Linked DNA regions of Homo sapiens: region 1 is linked to region 2. A link is a contact called in ENCODE Hi-C data. All regions are on one chromosome and are shown on one strand. Each heading gives the region's core, a stretch centred on a gene start or an enhancer-like site at or near the end of the contact. The rest is flanking DNA. Distances are from core to core; before and after follow the strand shown.

Region 1 (2,796 bases), core at 140-2,639, 530 kb after region 2:
TGAGAAGTCGAGCACAGCAGCTGCTGGCCCATGTGCTAAGCCCCTCACTGCCTGGGGCCGGTGGGGCCGGCTGGCCGCTCTGAGTGCGGGCCCGCCAAGCCCACGCCCACCCAGAACTCGCGCTGGCCCGCAAGCACCTCCCGCAGCCCCGGTTCCCGCCTGCGCCTCCCCCTCCAAACCTCCCCGCAAGCTGAGGGAGCCGGCTCTGACCTTGGCCAGCCCAGAAAGGGGCTCCCACAGTGCAGCGGCGGGCTGAAGGGCTCCTCAAGCGTGGCCAGAGTGGGCACCAAGGCCGAGGAGGCGCCGAGAGCGAGCAAGGGCTGTGAGGGCTGCCAGCACGCTGTCACCTCTCACTTCTAAACTGCCAGAGAATCCCTGAGAGGAGGCTGGTCTTCCTGACATTCTGTTCACACTATTAATTTGTTTTGCAAACCTTTTTAATGGAAGGAGAATTATATAAACCACCACCCTGCTCCTGTGTATACTATTCCACAGCATCAGCATCACTTGATAACTTGTAGAAATGCACCTTCCTCGCTGGGTGTGGTGGCTCATGTCTATAATGAGGGAGGCCGAGGCAGGAGGATGGCTTGAGCCCAGGAGGTGGAGGCTGCAGTGAGCCATGACTCCACCACTGGACTCCAGCCTGGGCGACAGAAGGAGACCCTGCCTCTAAAAAGAAAGAAAGAAATACACATTTCTGGGGCCCAATCTAGAGCGATCGAACATAATTCTGGGCGTCGGGCTCAGCGCTCTGAGTTTTGACAACCCCCCTACGCCCAGCTCATTTGAGAATGCCGGTCTGAGATGACTGATTCCCAGCTTGGAACATTTGAGTTACTGAGGTGATTGATTCTAAGAGTCAGCTGGAGCCAGGACTAGCAGACTGGGAATACATTCGTTTAACAATGGAATACCATTTTCAAATCATCATGCATTTCTTTTCTGGGTGCCATCTCCTGTGCAGGGGAGGACTGGAAAGACAGGGAAATTCTGGTAGCCTTGGGAAGGCAGAAGGGTGGGGCTTGGCTGGCCAGGGGACGGGCGCGGAGGGGGAGGGAAGAAGAGGAGGAAGCCGCGGGGCCTCACAACCCATCTGGTTGGAAACGTCCTGCAGTGCCGCCCGAGCCGCAGGAACCGGAGCCAATTACAAGTTTATATAATAGAGTCAGTCTCCCCGGGCCTCCCCTCTCCGCCCCACCCCTGCCGGCTTTGGGGATGGGGGAGGAAACGCTTTCCGTGAAATACAGGCTGGATCTAGGACGGAGGATGCCTTTTCTGGATTGACAACTAGGGGCCAGTCCTGAGTGTGAGAAACTCCTGGGGTCCTGTTTTGGGATCCGGACACCTCGGGCGCCGCGCAGGCCTCCTTGTGCCTCGGGAGCGGCCCCGCCTACGGAACGGGACCTGGAAGGGAGGTGTCCGGGTCGAGCGTTCGCGCTGCTCCCCGCCGCACGGTGTGAGCTCGCCGGGTTTATGTAACGCCTGCCCTTCGCGGAGGACCGTGTCATGTCCGAATCGCGGAGGACGGAGGAGGCGGGGGCCTGGGCCGCGACGCCCGCCCACGTGACCGTCAGATGACTGGGGTCTAAGTTTGCACGAGCTCCTTTACCGTAACGCTGAAGGCTCCTCATCAACATCGGCTCTTAGTCATCCCCGAGTGACATTTGATATGAGCAACAGCTCAGGACGGGGAAATGGCAACGCGGATGCTGATGGAGACGAGGAACGGCTGCTGCGACCGCCTCTGATTTGGGCTGGAACGGGAGTTTATGCGGAGTCAAGGAAACCCACCGCGAAGGGTGCCAGGGAAGACCAGGGCACTTTTCTAGACAAAGAATCTTAGATTCTTTGGGGCTAGATGCAGAGAGTCCGGGAGAAACTGTTCACCGGGTGCCAGGCAGGCGGCTGACCACGCAAGCCACGCTTCAGATTTGTGGGTTGGTTTTAGAAGTCACATGAGGTCTGCCTGGACGCCCCTCCCGATCACGTCAATTATCTGTCACAACTTCTCTGTGCGCCCCAGGGACCAGCCCCATGCCCCCAGCGGGGGAGTTGGTTACAGCTGCAGAATCCCGGCCCCACCCCGCCTCCAGAGCACGAGCCTGCGCTAGAAGGATATCACCAGGGGATGGGGGGGAATGCGAGGGGGGCGGGGAGGTGGTCACGGATGCAGAGGCTGTCCTGGCTGCTGAGGCAAAAAGCCCGTCCCAAGCCCTGCATGGGCTCCTACTGCACTTCAGGATTTGGGGGAATGCAGAATCGTGGTCTTTGAGTTTTCATTAATTCAATAAAGATTTCTCAAAAGCCTAAATTCTAGACCCAAGACAGTGGGAATTAAACAGGGCTGAATATGACGCTATTGGCTATACCAGGACCACGCCTGAGCATTGCATGCACGCTCCAGCTATGCATAACTTATTTATTTTAAAAGAAGGAAGGAAGAGAGGGAGGGAAACAAGGTGTTTCTTAAGAGTAGAGGAGGGGAGAGGCAACTTGTTGCTTTCACTGGCAACAGTTAACTCCATAAGCAATTTCCTCACTTAAAAGAAAAACAAATGAAGTAGAGTGGTAGGCTTTTGAAAGGAGGAGCAGAGAGCTCCGGTGAGTGGAAACCTAGCTTTTATTCACCTTAGGGCCTTGTTAAAACACATTTGCCTTGAGATAAAAGGGTTTCTTTTGGGACGATCCCAAAATGACTTTGCTTGATTCAATTAAGCAAGACCTAACGAAAGAGAATTCCAGCTTAAGATACGCATCATCTCACCAGGTGAGTTGTAAATACATTCTGACCAG
Region 2 (3,047 bases), core at 521-3,020:
GTAAACAGACAACCTACAGAATGGCAGAAAATATTTGCAAGGTCTAATATTCAGCATCTATAAGGAGAAAACAACCTAATTAAAGAGTGGGCAAAGAACATGAATAGACACTTTTCAAAAGAAGACATATGTGGCCAACAAGCGTAAGAAAAAAAGCTCAAGATCACTGATCATTTGAGAAATGCAAATAAAAACTGCAGTGAGATACCATCTCACACCAGTCAGAATGGCTACTATTAAAAAGTGAAAAAATAACAGATGCTGGTGAGGTTGTGGAGAAAAGGGAATGCTTATACACTGTTGATGGGAGTGTAAATTGGTTCAACCATTGTGAAAAGCAGAGTGGCGATTCCCAAAAGAGCTAAAAACAGAACCACCATTCGACCCAGCAATCCCATTACTGGGTATATACCCAAAGGAATATAAATCATTCTATTATAAAGATACATGCACATTATGTTCACTGAAGCACTATTCACAATAGCAAAAACATGGAATCAACCTAAATGCCCATCAATAGTAGACTTTATAAAGAAGATATGGTACATATACACCATGAAATACCATACAGCCATAAAAAAGAACAAGATCATGCCATTTGCAGAAACATGGATGGAGCTGGAGGCCATTATCCTTAGCAAACTAACACAGGAATAGAAAACCAAATACTGCATGTTCTCACTTATAAGTGGGAGTCCAACGATGAGAAGACATGGACACAAAAAAGAGAACAGACACTGAGGACCACCTAAGGGTGGAGGGAGGAAGGAGGAAGAAGATCAGAAAAAAATAACTATTGGGAACTACGCTTCATACTGGGGTGACAAAATAGTCTGTACGTCAAACCTCCATAACATGAGTTTACCTATATAACAAACCTGCGCATATACCCCTGAACCTAAAATAAAAGTTTTTTAAAAAGAAAATGAGTTAGATCTAGCGTATTGACTATATGAGATATCCATAACATATTAAGTTGAAAAAGCAATGTTAAAGTACTACTGTAAGCCAGGCATGGTGGCTCATGCCTGTAATCCCAATACTTTGGGAGGCTGAGGTAGGTGGATCACTTGAGGTCAGGAGTTCAAGACAGCCTGGCCAACATGGCAAAACCCCATCTGTACTAAAAATACAAAAATTAGCCGAGCGTGGTGGCACACGCCTGTAGTCCCAGTTACTCGGGAGGCTGAGGCACAAGAATCGCTTGGACCCAGGAAGCAGAGGTTGCAGTGAGCCGAGATCTCACCACTGCACTCCAGCCTGGGGGACAGAGTGAGACCCTGTCTAAACAAAATCAATAAAATCCAAGTATGAAGAAGAAGGAAAAAAGCAACCTCTATATATGCTTTATACAGGAAATGTTTTTTATGATACATGTGATTTATAATCACTGCATAAAGTGTTTCTACCTTTTAATCCATTGTTTTGGTTGCAAAGGTCACCAGTTCTCAAGCTTGGCTGCCCTTTGGAATCACCTGGGGATTTTTAAAAACGCTGATGTCTGGGCCCTACATCCAGAGATTCTGATTTAATTGTGATGGGGTACGGCCTGGACATCAGATTTTTAAAGGCTCCTCAGGTGATTTTCATGTGAAGCAAACCCTGAGGACCAGTGGCATAGATAACTGAGGTCTGAAGCCCAATTTTGGAATAGTTTGACATATGACCTGTGAAGCTATTTTTGCAATTGTCCTGTTAACCACTAGATGGCGTGTTATCCACACTACAGCATTTCGACAACCAGGGTTTTGCCGAACTCTTGGGGAGGTGAAGGACGGAGGCAAGCAGGAAGCAACCAAGGATCGAACGGAACAGACCTGGGACCAGGAATTGTGCCAGATTCGGGCCTCATCCTGCATCACGTAGTGAGCATACAGCTTTTTTTTAAGTTCTGGGGGAAAAAATTATCATCATTAAGCCTGACTTTCCTTCAAGTCAGAGAGGAGCTGCTCCTTAGTCTCTTCCTGTTTCAGTGTCTTTTCTTGGATGTGAGTTACAGAAAGTCATTCTTTGTGGAAAGGCCACACCCTCTGTTGTTTGGCTGCAAGGGTGAAATGGAAGGATGCTCTTTGGAAATCTCTTAATTAAAAGTAAATAATTGACTGTGTAGTAAACAGCCAGAGGGGCAATATTTAAACCCTATTTATAGATTCAGATTAGTGGTGGGAGTAAATAGGACAGTCAGGAGAAAACTTAAATTAAGAAGATTCCCGTCACCCTCACACACAAGAGTGTGATTTTTTTTTCTGAAAACAAATACCTCTGGGCTTCATTTTTCTCCCTTTGATCTCAAAATAAACACCAACCTCCACACTTCTTGGTCATGCACTGCTGGTTCATTAAAGAGCCATATGCTGATTTCCTGTGAGTGTTTAACACGTCATGATTAAGGGCAAAGTCAAGAAACAATTTAAGGACAATTTTTCAATAAAATTAGCTCCAAAACTAAGTGTAATTACTGTCAGTGTTTCTATTATTTGGACTTTTTCCCATCAGAATGTATAAATAGTGTTTTTAATGAATATACAAATTATATGTTTCTGAGAACCAAGAACTCTGACTCCATGAGGAGACAGATAGTGTCTGTATCCCAGGGCAGGTAATTAATGTGAAGGATTCGAGATTTCCTTTGTAGCTATTCATCTATAAAGCAGCCTGTGAGCCATGAGGCCCTGCGGACCATCCCATCAAAAATCTCAGCCAAAATTTGTATCAGTTAGGGTTCTCCGAGAACCAGAAGCAACAGGATATATCATATATGATGAAGAAGCAACTCACATGATAATGGAGGCTGAGAAGTCCCCAGATCTGCTGTTGGCAAGCTGGACACACAAGAAAGCTGATGGTATTGTTCCAGTCTTGAGGCCAAAGACCTGAGACCAGGAGAGGCAATAATGTAAGTTCCAGTTCAAGTCCAATTCCAAAGGCAAAGGACTGATGACCCAGCTCAAAGACCAGAGAGTGAAGCTGATGACCCAGCTCAAAGACCAGAGAGTGAAGCTGATGACCCAGCTCAAAGACCAGAGAGTGAAGCTGATGACCCAGCT

What was found. A loop is a pair of places that touch in the nucleus more often than their neighbours do. Pooled maps may share reads with other maps.
Region 1: a loop to region 2 is called in a pooled map, with 5 times the contacts of the local background. The contact joins two enhancer-like sites. A Hi-C loop is called at or near these places in 1 of 168 maps with a recorded cell type or tissue (left colon) and 6 of 50 pooled maps.

What each region holds. Positions count from the first base shown.
Region 1 is chr15:98,547,129-98,549,924 of GRCh38, reverse strand. No RefSeq gene overlaps it. Among named protein-coding and RNA genes, the nearest start is that of IGF1R, 100 kb to the left of the region's middle. Within about 2 kb of position 1,389, at least 28 of the 41 ENCODE cell types and tissues checked have a DNase peak (open chromatin) inside an H3K27ac peak, as active enhancers do.
Region 2 is chr15:99,075,559-99,078,605 of GRCh38, reverse strand. No RefSeq gene overlaps it. Among named protein-coding and RNA genes, the nearest start is that of SYNM, 28 kb to the left of the region's middle. Within about 2 kb of position 1,770, at least 12 of the 41 ENCODE cell types and tissues checked have a DNase peak (open chromatin) inside an H3K27ac peak, as active enhancers do.